2 separate regions of the Homo sapiens genome follow, and region 2 is linked to region 1. A link is a loop called in an ENCODE intact Hi-C map of the cell type or tissue named here. Cell type or tissue: upper lobe of right lung. All regions are shown on one strand.

Evidence for each region. A loop is a pair of places that touch in the nucleus more often than their neighbours do. Peaks named below come from ENCODE experiments on the same cell type or tissue, not always from the same donor. Only the 100,000 strongest peaks of a DNase experiment are listed, where the experiment ranks them.
Region 2: a loop joins it to region 1, with 4 times the contacts of the local background. A loop is called at or near these places in 41 of 110 quality-filtered maps.

What each region holds. Positions count from the first base shown.
Region 1 is chr13:26,081,795-26,089,794 of GRCh38, reverse strand. No RefSeq gene overlaps it. Among named protein-coding and RNA genes, the nearest start is that of LINC00415, 26 kb to the right of the region's middle. In upper lobe of right lung, no CTCF peak of the experiment used is centred here; no DNase peak of the experiment used is centred here.
Region 2 is chr13:25,567,051-25,575,050 of GRCh38, reverse strand. ATP8A2 (ATPase phospholipid transporting 8A2) reads right to left here. Exons shown (of 37, transcript NM_016529.6): 17 at 4,179-4,284; 18 at 3,359-3,441; 19 at 194-243. Among named protein-coding and RNA genes, the nearest start is that of ATP8A2, 200 kb to the right of the region's middle. RefSeq lists an enhancer at 461-510. In upper lobe of right lung, a CTCF peak has its summit at 414 (motif pointing left); DNase peaks (open chromatin) are centred at 434 and 4,198; H3K27me3 peaks cover 1,615 bases.

The DNA of each region.
Region 1 (8,000 bases):
AGTGTTTACCTGATACCAAAATCACACAAAGACATTGCAAGAAAATAAAACTATATACTAATATTCTTCATGATCATAAATACAAACATTCTTAATAAAATATTTACATATTGAATTCAAAAATATATAAAAGGGATAACACATAATAACCAATTGTAATTCAATCCAGGAAGGAAAATTGGTTTAGCATTTGAAAATTTATCAATGTAATTGACCATTTTAACAGAGTGAAGGAGAAAAACTGTATAATCATCTCTACAAATGCAGAAAAGGCATTTGACAAAATTCAACAACTATTAATGGCAAAAACTCTCAGCAAACAGGCAAAAGAAAGAAACTTCTCAAACTAATTAAGGGCATTGGCTGGGAGCAGTGGCTCACACCTGTAATCCCAGCACTTTGGGAGGCCGAGGCAGGCAGATCACAAGGTCAGGAGGTGGAGACCATCCTGGCTAACATGGTGAAACCCCGTCTCTACTAAAAATACAAAAAATCAGCCAGGTGTGGTGGCATGCACCTGTAGCCCCAGCTACTCGGGAGGCTGTGGCAGGAGAATCACTTGAACCTGGGAGGTGGAGCTTGCACCACTGCACTCTAGCCTGGGCGAAAGAGTGAGACTCTGTCTCAAAAAAATAAAAAACTAATTAAGGGCATCTATAAAAATCCCACAGCTAACGTTAAATAGGGAAAAACAGAATTTTTTTTCCTTAAGATCAGCAACAAAACAAAAATGTCTGCTCTCACAACTTCTAACCAACATTGTTTTGAACGTTCTAGCAAGTGCCATAAGAGGAAAAAAAATACAGATTGAAGAGGAAATAAAACTTTTTATTTTCAGATAATTTTAGTTTATTGATAAACTCCTAAAGTGTCTTACAAAAAGCTACTAGACCAAAAAAAGAATGCAATATTGATATATGCCACAACATGGATTAACTTTGAAAATGTCAGGGTAAGTGAAAGAAGCCAGACAGAAAAAGCCACATCTTTTATGATTCCACTTAAATGAAATATCTGGAATAGGCAAATCCACAGAGACATAAGGTAGATTTGTGGTTGCTGGAGACTGGAGGGGGAAGGGTTGGGGAATGATGAGGTGACACTGCTAACAGATTTAGTGTTTCTTTTAAAGATGATGAAAATGTCCTAAATTTAGAGAGTGGTGATAGTTACACAGTTCTAACCAATTAAAATGCTTTGAAATGTATACTTTAGAAGGGTAAATTTTGTGATATGTGAATTACATCTCATTAAAGCTGTTACATTTTTAAAAACCTACTAGAATTATTAAGTGAATTCAGAAAATCTGAAGCTATGAGATCCATATAAAAAATCAAATGCAAAAACGTTTGCATTTCTACGTCCTAGCAATTATTGGAAAATGAAATTTAAGATAACATTTGCAATAGTACAAAAAGATAGGAAGTAAGAGTAAGTCTAAAATATATATGTATCTGCAAGATATGTGAACTAAAAAATTATAAACATTGTTCAAAAGAATTAGGAAGACTTAATAAATGGAGAGATATACCATGGATTGGAAGACTCATTATTGTTAAGATGTCAGTTCTCCACAATCCTAATCAACACAGTCTTAATTAAAATAATAAATAACAATACCATTTATAATAGGATTTATACTTAGTGATAAATTTAACAAAATATTAACGAACACTGAACATTTCAAAACATTGCTGAGAGACATTAAGGATGATCTAAATAAATGAAGATACATGTCATATTCATGAATTGGGTAATTCTGACTAAAAATTGATAGGATACCAGTTCTTTCCAAATTTATCTTCAGATTCAAAGTAATTCTAAACAATACCTTAGCAGGCTTTTTTTTTTTTTTGGTAGAAGTTGATGGGTGGATCTAAAACTTATTGAGATATCAAAGACCAAGAATAGCCAAAATAATTCGGGGGGAAAAAGGTTAAATTTGGAGAACATATATTCTCTAATTCTAAGATTTATTATAAGGCCAGGTATAGTACTCAAGATAGTGTGTATGGTAAGACATGTATATTAATGGAATGGAATAGAAAGCATACATGTATATGGTCAATTGATATTTTACAAAACATCAGAGGTAACTTAATTCAAGACATGATCATCTTTTTTCAACAAACCATGCTGAAATAACTGAATAACCATGCTGGAATAATACATATATGTTTTTAAAATTTAACTTCAACCTCTACCTCACACCATATGAAAAATCAATTTGAAAGGGATGATAGGCCTGAAGGTAACAGCTGATGCTATAAAAATTTCTAGGAGAAATTTTTAAGGAGGAAGGAAGGACCCATGATTATAATAATATTTGTACTTACCAAGGAAAATAAATTTTAGCTCATCAGAGGTACTGGTTTTGAAAAGAGACTAAAGGAAAGGAAAGAAATGAAACTGATGAGTAAGACTAAAGAAATTTTACCTCCTTTTCACCCTATCCTAGGAAAGAGAGAGTTTGTTCCTTTGGTTGGTTTTAATGCTAAAATTTCAATGCCAGTTAGGTTCAGCAAAATGCTGATCGTTTAGGAAAATCTTCAGTAGTCTCACAGCAAAATTACAATAAATGTATTTATAGTCACCACAAATCAAGGTGTATGTTTGTATCCATATTCTGGACCCATATATGAGGATATTTGCAGGAGAAAGCAAATTGTAACAAAGATCTTAAAAGCCAACATTTAAAATAACTTTAACATTGTGAATATTTTATTTCACTTGTGAATCTAACTCATTTGAAGAATGAGCCAAAATTCAATTCTTTTTGAAATGCTAAGCTAGTTCCTGAACTTGATTCTGAACAAGATAAATCCATAAATCAGACTTTTTATACTCCTTACCACATTTCCTTTTTTCCTTTCTTATTTTCAGGAATTTATAGCCACCTGTTAGGGTGAGATCCAGTTCTCACTGTGATGGAATTGCACAAAGTCATTTGGCTCAAAGATAATCTAGAAGCTGATTTTGTGCAGATTTTTCCTACACATTATTTGACTGATTTAGTTTTCTTTTTTGACTGGGTTCTGTTTCCTATTTATTCAAAATAAAAACAAATTTCTGGGAGACCACAGATTAAGTTAAAATACAAGTTAAAAGTTGGGTAAAGGATTTATGATAGCTATGATGAATAATTAGAAAAAGCAATACCTCAGTAGATTTTTTAAAAGAAGGCAAAGAGAATAAACAATTTACAGATACAGGGGAATACAAGTGACCTTTAAAAATTAGAAAATTAACTTCACTTGTAATCAGTAGTAAAATTAGTGAAAAACACAGTGAGCCACCACATTTTGCCTTACTGGAAATGCTTGACAAATAAAGCCAGCATTTATGAGAGTATGGTAAACTAAACCCTCTCATTCTCTGTTGGGCAAAATGTCAAAGTGTGCCAAAAGTTTCATAATGTGCCTCCCTTTTACCCGAACACAGTTTGATTTTAGAAGTTTACTTTAAGCATATAATCAAAATTGCAGGTAAAGATCTAAGTACAAGAAGGTTCAGTTGAAAATACTGTAAAGAAGCAAAAATTGGAGAAAGATCTAAATGTCCTATAGTAGGTCACTGGTTAAATATTTTATGTTATATACATCTTTTTAAATATCCAAAAGCCATTTAAAATCTTGCTATAAAAGGATTTATCAGCGTGAGAAAATGTTCAGATTTTATAAAATGGGAGAAGAAAACGGGCTTCAAAATAGCATGTGTTGTATGATTCTGTTTCTTGTGTGTGGTACCTATGTACATCAGACAAGACCAGAATCCTATGTCCTGAAATGTTAACAATGATTATCTTGGGATGATGAAAATTCAAGCAATGTTTTCTACTGTTCATATTTCCTACATGTTAAATATGATTTGCCACATTGCTAAGATGCTTGAGAATGGGCATTTCAATATTAGGTGTTTGTTCTGACCTGCAATTCCCTTTTGAAGTTCAAGTTGAAACTTTTGCCAGCCACCAAAACATCTGTAGACTGTAATATTTTCTGCTATTGAAAACTATTCTGAGAGGCATAAATGATGCTTCCATTCTAGGACCTCAGTGTAAATTGTCACAAGTTGATCTAAAGAACAGCCAAGAAACAGTGCAGTGTACCCAGATGAGTTATTTTTAATGGAAAAAAAAATTGTTTTTGGGAGTGGAGTATTTGCTCTCCACCCACCGTACATTGCATGACATCGTGTCAAATGGTATTTTAAGTAGTGGTCATTCTAAGAAATGCTCAACTATCATGTTCACCATCTTGACTTATGTTATTTTCATATTAATAGCAGCTTTGTTTAATTGTCAGTCCAGGCCGGGCACGGTGGCTCACGCCTGTAATTCCAGCACTTTGGGAGGCCGAGGCGGGCGGTTCACGAGTTCAGGAGATCAAGACCATCCTGGCTAACACGGTGAAACCCTGTCCCTACTAAAAATACAAAAAATTAGCCGGGCATGGTGGTGGGCACCTGTAGTCCCAGCTACTCGGGAGGCTGAGGCAGGAGAATGGCGTGAACCCAGGAGGCGGAGATTGCAGTGAGCCGAGATCACGCCACTGCACTCCAGCCTGGGCGGCAGAGCGAGACTCTGTCTCAAAATAAATAAATAAATAAATTAATTAATTAATTAAATAAATAATTGTCAGTCCATTTTCTATTTCTGCAAATCACTTTTGAAAAATAGCTGATTATTTTAGTCAAAACATATTGAATAAAAGATCAGCATTAAGGAGTTTCCAGTTATTTGAGTGTTTATAATTTGTCCATCATGGACAGCACCATTTACTGGATTTTCAAATTGAAAATAAGACGAATCACACCCCAACCAGTTTATGTCTCTAGAATAGCATCAGAAACTTAGACCCAGAAAGGACCTTGAAAAGTCAACTCAATCCCTATTTTTGTTTGTTTGTTTGCCTTTAAGTAAAACTATACCCAAATCTTCTTAGAAAAATTAGTCTTTCCCCTTTTGTACATGTCATTTATATTCAAAGATTTGTGATGTTTCTCATTAAAGACAAACAACTGGAATATAATCCCCACATGAAACCAGACAGTGAAGCCACCCCAGATGCCAGTTTTCCTGGTCCTGCCCTTCTGAACCTGTCCTGGACACATGCAGCAGGGTCAGTGTGATGCCCAGCGTCTGCGATTCCTCCCAAGGGGAGAGCCCCTCATACAGCAACTTCTTCTGCTCACTGGAGGCCCGCACATCTGTGGCCTTGGCCATGAGTGTATTTTATGCTTGGACCTGAGAGTGTTGCAGGAACAAAGGGCTGTGCTGCATTTCCTTATCCTCGCTGCTCCCAGCTGTGATCCTGGGTGTTCCTATCTCCTCCAGCTGCTCAGATCATTTCCTCCTCTGATATTCGATAAAAAGTGTTAGAACCCACAGCCAAAATACCATGGGAAATCCAGCCTCTTTCTGCACTTATTTTCAGGATTCTTTGATATTCTGTTTCTCCTATTCATCTTGGCTCCAGTTTCCTACCTTAATCAAATCATTGATTTCTTTTTCATCTCATCTTTTACAGCTATTTTCTTTTCTCTATTCTCCCTCAACCTAAACTGGGAACACCTCCTTTTTTTCTTTTTCTGAGACAAGGTCTTGATCTGTTGCCCAGGCTGGAGTGCAATGGTGTGATCACAGCTCACTGTAGCCTCCCGGGCTCAAGTGATCGATCCTCCCACCTCAGCCTCCTGAGTAGCTGGCACTACAAATGCGTGCCACCACACCCGGCTAATTTTTGTATTTTTTTTGTAGAGATAGGGTCTTGTTATGTTGCCCAGGCTGGTCTGGAACCCCTGGTCTCAATCGATCCTCACACCTCAGCCTCCCAAAGTGTTGGAATCACAGGCCAGAGTCACTGTGCCTGGCCCTTTTTGTCTTAGATTTCCTTAAACACCACCAACACAAAACCATTATATTAATAGTAGTAGACTTCTACCGAATATTTGAAAGTAATGGGGAAGTAAGATGAAGGGGAATTATATTTGCACTAACAGTAGGATGACCACTTGTCCCAGTTTGCCTAGAACTGATGGTATTCTTGAGATGCGGGACTTTCAGTGCTAAAATCAGGAAGGTAGTGGACAAACTGGGATGAGTTGGCCATCTTCACTAAAGGCAGCAATTAGAGTTCAATTGCCCAAGAGACACAGGACTCAAAATGACAATGGCCACAAATTTAGTTTATTGCAGGAAAGGAATACACTATAGCAACTGCATTAAAGTAAGGTTGCACTTCATGGCCAGGGGCTGCCTCAGACTCCGGTAGTGCTCCCTCTGTATGGGCTGCGTAGACACACTTTCTCTCTCAGATCAGGAGCCACTGGCTGGTGCATGGAACACCTTAGAACCCAGGAGTCCAAAATGTAATCTCAGCTGTTTCCCACACCCCACTGGTCACATAGGCATCTTCTTGTTACTTCTTAACCAAGCCCAGTGGCAGAGCACTCTGGGGAGAGTCTCACTGAGACAAGGTTTGAACCATTCTTCTTGCTATTATCAATAAACAATCCTGACAGACTCATACAAAATTGTCAGACCCACTGTTAAAAAGAAACACCAGGAGTTAGTATCTTTCATGCCTTGACCAGGGGTGAGTGCCCTGCAAGTACTTTAGTAAAACTACTCAAGTCAATTCCAGGTCAGCTGGACTTGACTTCACAGCCAATATTACACCCAGCAAACACAAGACATTTAAAATAGAGGCCAGGCACAGTGGCTCATGCCTGTAATCCTAGCACTTTTGGGAGGCTGAGTCAGAAGGATTGCTTGGGCTCAGGAGTTCGAGAAGAGCCTGGGCAACGTAGTGAAACCCCATCTCTACAAAAAATTCAAAAATTAGCCAGGCACGGTGGTGTTCACCTGTAGTCCCAGCTACTGGGGAGGCTGAGGTAGGAGGATCTCTTGAGCCTGGGAGATCAAGTCCACAGTGAGCTGTGATTGCACCATTGCACTCCAGCCTGGACAATAAAGTGAGATCCTATCTCAAAATAAATAAGTAAATAAATAAAAATAAAATAGAATGGTACTTTTTCTGTTATAAGTCCTTTGGCTTTTCCTGCCAACAGAAGCTTCCATTTAGCTCTCCGCCTGTGTTCCAGCCTTCTAACAGCAAACTCAGCCCACTTTCTCTCTCATGTCTTGTTTCTAACCCAGCTTTCTTATTTTCCTTAGGCCTCTTTCATGCTACTTCTCAGAATGCTGCACAAACTAAAAATTCTTCACATTTTATTTTGCAATTTCCCTTTTACTTCAAGTTTTTGAAAAACACCCCAATTTTTTCATCCTAGACATAGTTCTCAAGTTGGCTTCAGTTTTTTTCATCCTAGCCCTCATGACTCTCTTCTTCCTTTTTTTTTTTTTTTGACAGAGTTTCATTCCCGTAGCCCAGGCTGGAGTGCACTGGTGTGATTTCGGCTCGCTGCAACCTCCACCTTCTGAGTTCAAGTGATTCTCCTGCCTCAGCCTCTCAAGGAGCTGGAATTACAGGCACGTGCCATCACACTCAGCTAATTTTTTGTATTTTTAGTAGAGATGGGGTTTCACCATGTTGGCAAGGTTGGTCTTGAACTCCTGACCTCAAGTGATCCACCCACTTCGGCCTCCCGAAGTGCTGGACATGCCTCTCTTAATGACAGCTAACCTGAAGTTATCTGTTTAAGTGGGAAAACCACACTGTTAATCTGATCTTGGCCACAAGGCTCAATCATGCCATACAACCAAGACATCTCACTAAGCCATTCCATCAAACCCTTTTAAATACCATTTCTCACCACTCGAAGTTAGTATTTTCAGTCCTTTAGGACTTAGAATCTTTGGATTCCCTCTTCTCTTGCCTTTTTGCTTGCAAATCAGCCAATTCTCTCTGAGCTCTTCTTTTTCTTGCAATCACTTGCTAAATAGAGTCACTAACAATGGGATTCTAGATCCACCGGTCATTGAGCAAGTGATGTTTGCAAAGTTATTGCGGGTGACACTTTTGTCAGACATGCATAAC
Region 2 (8,000 bases), 510 kb after region 1:
GAAAAATAACCTACTTCACTTTCTTTAATGAAAGTCACAAATTCCAAGAAGAAAAGAGTTTATGGAGATACATTTATTATATTTAATACTTAAGTAATATATTGAATCATACCATACAATCATGTAAACACTCTGATGAAGCTGGTAAATAAATATAATTATTTTATTTCAAACGTATGAAAGAGAAACATACCTAGAAAATTCCAGGACATTAAGGATTCCGAATGTTTGTTCCTGTCCCATCTAAAGGAAGAAAAATAGGCTCTTAACCGAGGTGCAAAGTATTAAAATCTCAAAGCAATTGTCTCCCAAGCATAAACAGACATATATATGCTCTCTCTCTCTCTTCCCACCTTCTAGCCCTTTGCAACATGTACTGTTTTCTCACAAGTCTGGTGGGGTCAGAGCTCCCTCTTCTGGTGGAAGCTTCTCACGTTTCTTCAGTGCTAACAGTTGGGGAGTGCAGGCACTTCCAAGAGATGGAGATAGAGGACACCAGCTGCACAGGTCCGTCAGAAACCTTTGGCCCAGTTATGCTTCTGAATTCAGGATTTTACAAATTATATAGACATATTCTAGACCATCTATCATAATGTCCCCAGCAGGGTCTGGGGTAACATGCTGGTACACAACACATCCGCTTTCTACAGCAAAATGTATGCATATCAGGAAATGAGATTCATAAAGATCATAAACAGCTTCATGTCAGTTCTGATTAGGTTTTGCTGCCAAATAACTCTTCACCAAATTTAGGAAAAATCTTTTGGAATTCAAAGGCATTTGGGTTTCGAATTTGCAGATAAGAGATGGTGAATCTGTACCTGGTCTCAGAGCAATCAATCAAACGCTCTTTTTCTTTGGGTTCTTTCAAGTTAGAATGTCAATATTCACAATTTTTTCCATCTAAAAATTCCAGATGGTGCGCATGCTATTTTCAGATTTTTAATCTAATCTTTTCATTTCCCCAACACTTCACAGTGGAAAGAACATGGCCTTTGGCACCCAATACATGTGAGTTTGAATCCAGTTTCTGCCTCTAAGTGTGTGACTTTCTTATGCATGGCAAAAGCACTCATCTCTTAGGGCTCAGAGAAGTAATCAATGAAGTAACACATTCAAATTACCAAGTATATGACGGAATCATTATCTTCATTCACACCCACAACTCTCCACTCCTTCTCTTTGCATCCTACAAAACAACTAATGATCCACTTCATCCAGCCTTCATCAATCTTTATTCACTTCTCTGGATCCACGAGTTCCGAGTTCCCTTTCTCCACAGCCTGTCCTAACTTTCCATCATATCCCCATTCAGAAGACACCCAGTGCTACTACCACCACCCAGCACCAGGGCTGCCACTCCCAGGAGCCACCCCCTCTCTCACAGTTATATCAACCACGTCCACATGCAGCCCATGGATGTGGCTGTTCTGACTATTGGCGAGGACATTTCATGTAAATATGTAGGAATTTGAGAATTTGTTCCTGACTTGGTAGTACTGCAGTAAGTTTTTTCTTTTACTTATATGCAAAACCTATAATTTGAGAATTGGTGGTTTGATGAATGGTTGAGTAGGATTCTTTTTATTACTGTTATCTACGAGTCCTAACTAATCAGGCAGTCTTTTGTGACCCCCAGAAATATGACCTTAAAACTTTAATGAGGTAACAAAGAGGTGTCAATGCAGCATTATAACACCAGGAGGACAACACCAATAGGCTCTCTAGGTTCCACATTTATTTGGCATTGTGAGTGAAGTGGAAGCGCCTGTTCTCTTCTGTCTCTCTCACCTATGATCCAAGCTCCCCAACCCCCAACCTCCATTTTTGCAATGCAGAGACATGCGGTGGCACCCACACAACTGAAAATCCTATAGTTCAGATTAAAATTCTCCTCCAACTGAAGGGGGGAAAAAGACCTCATTTTTAAAAAAGCTTCTGTACGGGAAATTCTATATTCAATCAGTACTTCATTCCACTTTTAATGATGGTACATTTCCTTAAGCTAAATTCCCTTTGTTGACTAAAATAAGCATAGTAAAAGTAAACATGATCACATGATCTCATCTCTGTACTCCATAAGAAACTGAAGATGCCAATAAATGGGTACTTTGTATAAGATAAGATATTTTATAGGTTTTGCATATAACTAAAAGAAAAAACTTACTACAGTACTCCCAAGTCAGGAACCATACGAAGTTATTATACCATTTGGAAGTGAATTTCAAATGCATTAAAGGTCTATGGATTTAAGGATGCATCCATAAAGCCAAAAACTATAATCCCTGCGTCTTCCCCAAATGGAGGAGTAGGGAAAGGCAAGGGATGGCAGGGACTAGCCCCAGACCCTTATCATCAATGCAGACAACAATAAAACAGCCCTTCTAACTGGTCATCATGAAAAACACCACTGCCTCACCAGTCATAACCATCATTTTCCCCTGTTGCCCATTCCAAGGGTCTGTATTTGACCTCCTATTTGATATAATTATTTTCCTATCACTAAATTTCTCCCTTTGGCCTGTAGGTAAGGAAACTCAGAAAAAATCAGAAAACATGTAAACCCCTTGACTCCAGTTGCAGGGGGGATCCCTCATATAGATAAAAGAGATCAAAGCCCGGCACAGTGGCTCACGCCTGTCCCAGCACTTTGGGAGGCCAAGGCGGGTGGACCACTTGAGGTCAGGAATTTGAGATCAGCCTGGCCAACATGGCAAAACCTCGTCTCTACTAAAAATACAAAAATTAGTCAGGCGTGGTGGCACGTGCCTGTAGTCAGTCCCAGCTACTCCGGAGGCTGAGGCAGGAGAATTGCTTGAACCTGGGAAGCAGAGGTTGCAGTGAGCCGAGATTGCACCACTGCACTCTAGCCTGGACAACAGAGTGAGACCCTGTCTCAAAAAGAGAGAGAGAGAGAGAGAGAGAGATCTTAACGCTGACTCCTCTCCCAGCTGAAGAGACTGAAGCCCAGTGGACTGTGAGGCTTCATTGAGTAAGAACTCTTAGGCTCTGAGGCTACAAAGAGATGTGGAACCTGCCCTCAAAGACAAGTGGGCCGCTAAGTTATTTTCCCAATTATTATAGAACAAAGAGTAGATTCGTGAAGTTCTTTGCTACAAATAATTTCACATCAGTGTATGAAAGACATGTGGAAAAGCATCTTGAAGGGGAAAACAATACTGCAATGCAAAACAACTCGAACAAGCTAATATAATCACATTAACTCCAGTTTGTCACAGGTCTTAATTTTTCACTGAAAGAGAAATTTAGCTATCATATTTACAATAGACATGCCATTTCACACACACAATCTTCACAAAAGCAGGTGATCTGAAATGTGCACACGCATGTTACTCACCGCTTCTATGATGACTGAGAATGGTGTTCTGGCTGTGAAGACAAAGCCCAGCTTTTTAGCTCCTTTCACCAAAGCAGCTTCATCTGTCAAGTGGGAGTTGGTGAAACATTGACATATCACTGGTAGTGACAGAATTCTGTTTAGTGTCACTTTTCAAATTAACAAAATCCGCTCTACTGAAGGAGGCCTGGTGTTATCTGCATAATAGTAAAGACTCAGGATAGAGAAGCACTTGCTTTTCCTACCACCAGGGTTCTGAAATGAGCACTCCTGTTAGATGGGAGGCTTGGATATATGCTAATTCACCAGGACAAGAATGATTTCTATTCCTGCTATTCTCGCTTGGGATCAAGTTCTCTCCAATGAACCTAATAGTCCCATGACTCCCACCAAACATCTCCTCTGAGCAAGGCAGTATTTTAGTTGTGCTGTGGGATTCCCAAGCCTCAGGAAGTGGGTAGAGAGTACCCCCATGCACAGCTTCCCCAGCAGGCGGAAAATCTATGAGGTGGGGAGGATGAGGAAGAAGCCAGCTCTGTTCTTTCTTCAGAGCTCTGTCAAGCCCAATCACCTCTGCTGGGAGATGCAACATAACCGGGGTCCTCCCTTTGCTGTTAAAAAAGAGTCATGAGAGTCAGGAGAGCCCATCCCGGGCTCTCTACGGCTTTGCACCTGTAGCCACAGCCTGGCCACAGGGTGAGGCCAACAGCAGACAGCCGAGTCTGTGGGACGGACTACATGGCAACACCTCCAAGAATAACTGCAACACCCAGGTGTCCTGAGAAGGGGCCAGCAGGGCGCATCCGGCCAGAGCCCTCACCTGGGGAAGAGGCCTGGTAGATGATGTTATCTCCATCCTTCTCAGGAACAACCGTGTGGCACACGGCCAGAAGGGTGAGGAACTCCTGAATGCAAGGGGCTGTGGGCTGCAAACGTGAGGCGGGATTAGTGTCAGATACAACACCTTCAACAGGCACCAGGGCTCACACAAGCAGATCCCCAACTAACATCCAGTCATCCTATTGCTCCCTGTAGGACAGGGTAGAGGTCCTTAATATGGACCTCAGATCCCCCTCCTACCGCTCTGGTCTGGAGTCCCCAAGCCGGTTCTCCTGACGCGCACTAATCCCCAGGTTTCTCTTGGAATGCAGCTCCTGCGCTTTAGCTCAAGAGATGGGGAGAGAAAAGACGAAAGAGCCTTCCTGTACCTCCACACACCCTGCCTCCCCAGGAGCCTCGGCCTTGCCCACATGCTTCCATTTGCCCACGTGCTTCCGCCTCCCCACATGCTTGCACTTCACCACGTGCTTCCACTTGCCCCTCTGCTTCCGCCTCCCTGTGCTTCTGCTTCACCCACGTGCTGCTGCCTCACTCTCGCAAGATCCTCCGGAAGCGTGTGTTCTGCCTCCCTCACTGCTGTACCTCAGGCCCCATAAACAGAAGATGCTCCCATCTCCAGGCTCCCATTCCCCACCCCGACATCTGTTCTATACAGTGTCTATTCTTTAAGTTTATAATCTCTCAACACCTGTAAAGCAGTGCATCCCTTGCTCATTAATATTGAACAGCAACGAAAACCAGAATTGCCCTGGATATGTATTTAATAAAATTCTCTTATTCTCTCTGGGAAAAAAATATATAATTTTTTATTGGGATTAGAGCACATTCATAACTAGTGGGAAAATAATGCTGTCTTCCCATCTAAGAAAAGTGTGTCTTCCTATGTATTAAAAGCTTCTAAATATTCTAAATATAAGACCTGGCACGTCTATTAATTATTTTATTTGCTCAAAAATTATTTCAGTGACCACTATACATGAAGTACTGTGTAAGGCATTTTATCTATTGCCTTTTATATTATGAATGGAATCTTATTTCCATTACATTTTACAGTAGTTTCTTGTTGGGATGTAAGTAGAAACATTGATTTTTGTAAGTTAATATCCAATTGTCACTGAGCTCCTACTAGTTCTCTGAATTGCAGTTGACTATCCTAGGTTTTCAAAGTAGACAATTATATCACCCACAAATGAGAAGTTTTCCCTTTTCCTCCCAATATATAAACTTTCAATGTTCACCTGTCTGCAGGAGCTAGCACTTTCAGAATTACATTCAAGGCAGGGGTGATAAGCAAGCTTCCTTGTCCTGGGGTTATTTTAATGTCAGTGTTCTAGTGCATCCCTTTTAAATAGGCAACTGGCTATAAAATTGAGATAGATTTATATCTTCATGTGAAGGAAGCAGCTATGTGTTTCCTCTTTTGATGGAGTTTTCTGTTTTTTTAGTCATAAATGAATGACGGCTTCCACAAGAATATTTTTAGTTTCTTCTCTGTCTTGTGAATGTGACTTAAGCAGAATTTTATGGAAGCAAATCACAGCTATTTACATGGCTACTTCTTATCATGAAGAGAAAAGGCACCTTAAATTATAGTTCAGTAAAGTCATGAGCTTAGGGAATTTACACATTCCTCAAGGCCTGCATTGCAAAAATGGTAAGAAATTTTCCCCAAAAGTACTTTATGTGAGAATTTAGCTTCAATTCAAGATTGCCTTCCCCTGTACCTGAGAATTTTCCAATCCTGAACATAACCTTGTCCCGTAATGAAACAACATAAAAAGTGTCTTAGATTTTACAAATAAGTAAACCTAGTAGTGAGATATTTTCTAAGAGTTATAAAGAATTGCACACACAAATAAAGCCTTCTACCTCAAATGGTAAGCCAGACAAAATCCATGAAGATTTTTTTTAAATCCTAAAATAAAATTAACCTATCATTGGTTTTCTTCCTATTGCATTCTATAATAAATTAGGGAGAAGAGACAAAATTAATCTGAAGCCTATGGATGCTTATATTCATGTGTGTATATATGTATGTGTGTATCTTCTTAGATGTTAAAAATTTGTATTGTGGTAAACTATACACGTAATATCTATCATTTAACCATTTGTAAGTATAAAATTCAGTGGCATTTTAAATACATTCAACAATGCTACACAGCCATCACCACTATCTATACACAAAACTTCATCTTCCCCAGCAGAAACTCTATACCCATTAAACAATAACTCTCCATTCTCTCTTCTCTCTATCCCCCAGTAACCTCTATTTTGTTTTCTGTATCTATGAATTTGCCTATTGTATGTACCTCATAGAAACAGGATGATACTATATTTTTCCTTCAGTTAACAGCTTATAATATGTACAAAATGCCATATATCTAGAAATGAATATTTTCTACTTATTCGGTGAATTTAAAATAGCAGAAAATGATACATGTTTAAAATTGTTTTGCAAGCAAAATTGCAGCTACAAATTATCCAAATCATATACGTATATAAGTGATTTCTTCTTGAAGACTCAAGCTCAGAAATCTTAGGCATAATGATTCAAAAGAAAGTTATATCTTCTTCCTTGGTGAACCTTTGAAAATTTATCCCACACACTGGTTAGCAATGTAAGCAGGGGGTTGCATAAATTGTCCTCCGAAATTTCTCATAGGTTGATTCTCTAAGAGCCAAATTCCATCTTGGCTATCAGCCCACACAAAGCTTAACACAGTCCTAAAGCAACCAGAAAATTTGAAATGATGACATAGGAAAAAAAGAAAATTCTGTAGCAAATGGAAGTATTCCCTTGGGAGGAAAGTAAGGGTTTTCTTGGACCAAATGTTTTAATTTTAGTCAATAGTCCCAAGACAATTTAGATGAGAATGTGGGGCATGTGCAGCCGCAAATCCTCAAATACTTCTTCCCTCTCCACAGACACATTTTGGCAAAATGAACAAGTAATCTAATAGGCCCTGTGTTTAAACTGCTTAAAAACCTCCAATGGGTACATTTAATTCAATCCCACATCTCCCCAAAGAAAAATATTGGAGCCTATTCTATGGTCTTCATTATTGTAGTGCAGCTAGATGTTAAATGTCAAAGAGTTTAGTTAACATAGTAGCTAAGATGAAGAGTACCTCAGAAGGCCTCAAGGATCCAAGAAAGCTTAAAAATGGTACACATAGGCTAGGAGGCTTTTACTAAAAATTAGAAAATAAATTCCCAAACCAATCGATCAATTCCTCATTATGCTTGTACTGAAACTATGAGTATCCAGATTAAAATGCCCTTGAAGTCTCTGTGTTTGGATGGTCATCACAATGTCCCCACAGCAGGGCTTCCTTTTCACAGGGGTTGCACCTGTCCCTACTCTCAATGGCTTTCCCACTAAACTAAAAAGAAATTTGGCTCAGGAGGGCAGACGATGAGGAGGAAAGGAAAGAAGAAGAAAGATCACTAACTTATATAAACAGTGGGATTTCTTCCTAAAGTTCTTTCCACTCACCATGGCCACCAAGGAGGAGTCAGGAAAAAGCAGTGGGTAGGGGAAGGCAATGGGAGAGGTATTAGCTGTGCTCAGATCTCCATTCAAACATCAACAGAGGACAGGCTCAAGAAGAGTGTGGGATGAACAGTCAAAACCCCAAAACGTCACAGGGACCCAAAACACCAGTCCCGGGCCAGCTTTGGAAAGAACACCTGTGAGAGTCAGAAATGAACTGAACCAAGCTTTGAAATCTTTCAAACACTAGAATCCCAGTAGCATGTAGGGGGTCCCCAGAGAAGCTCTTCTCCAAGTAAGGATTTGCCC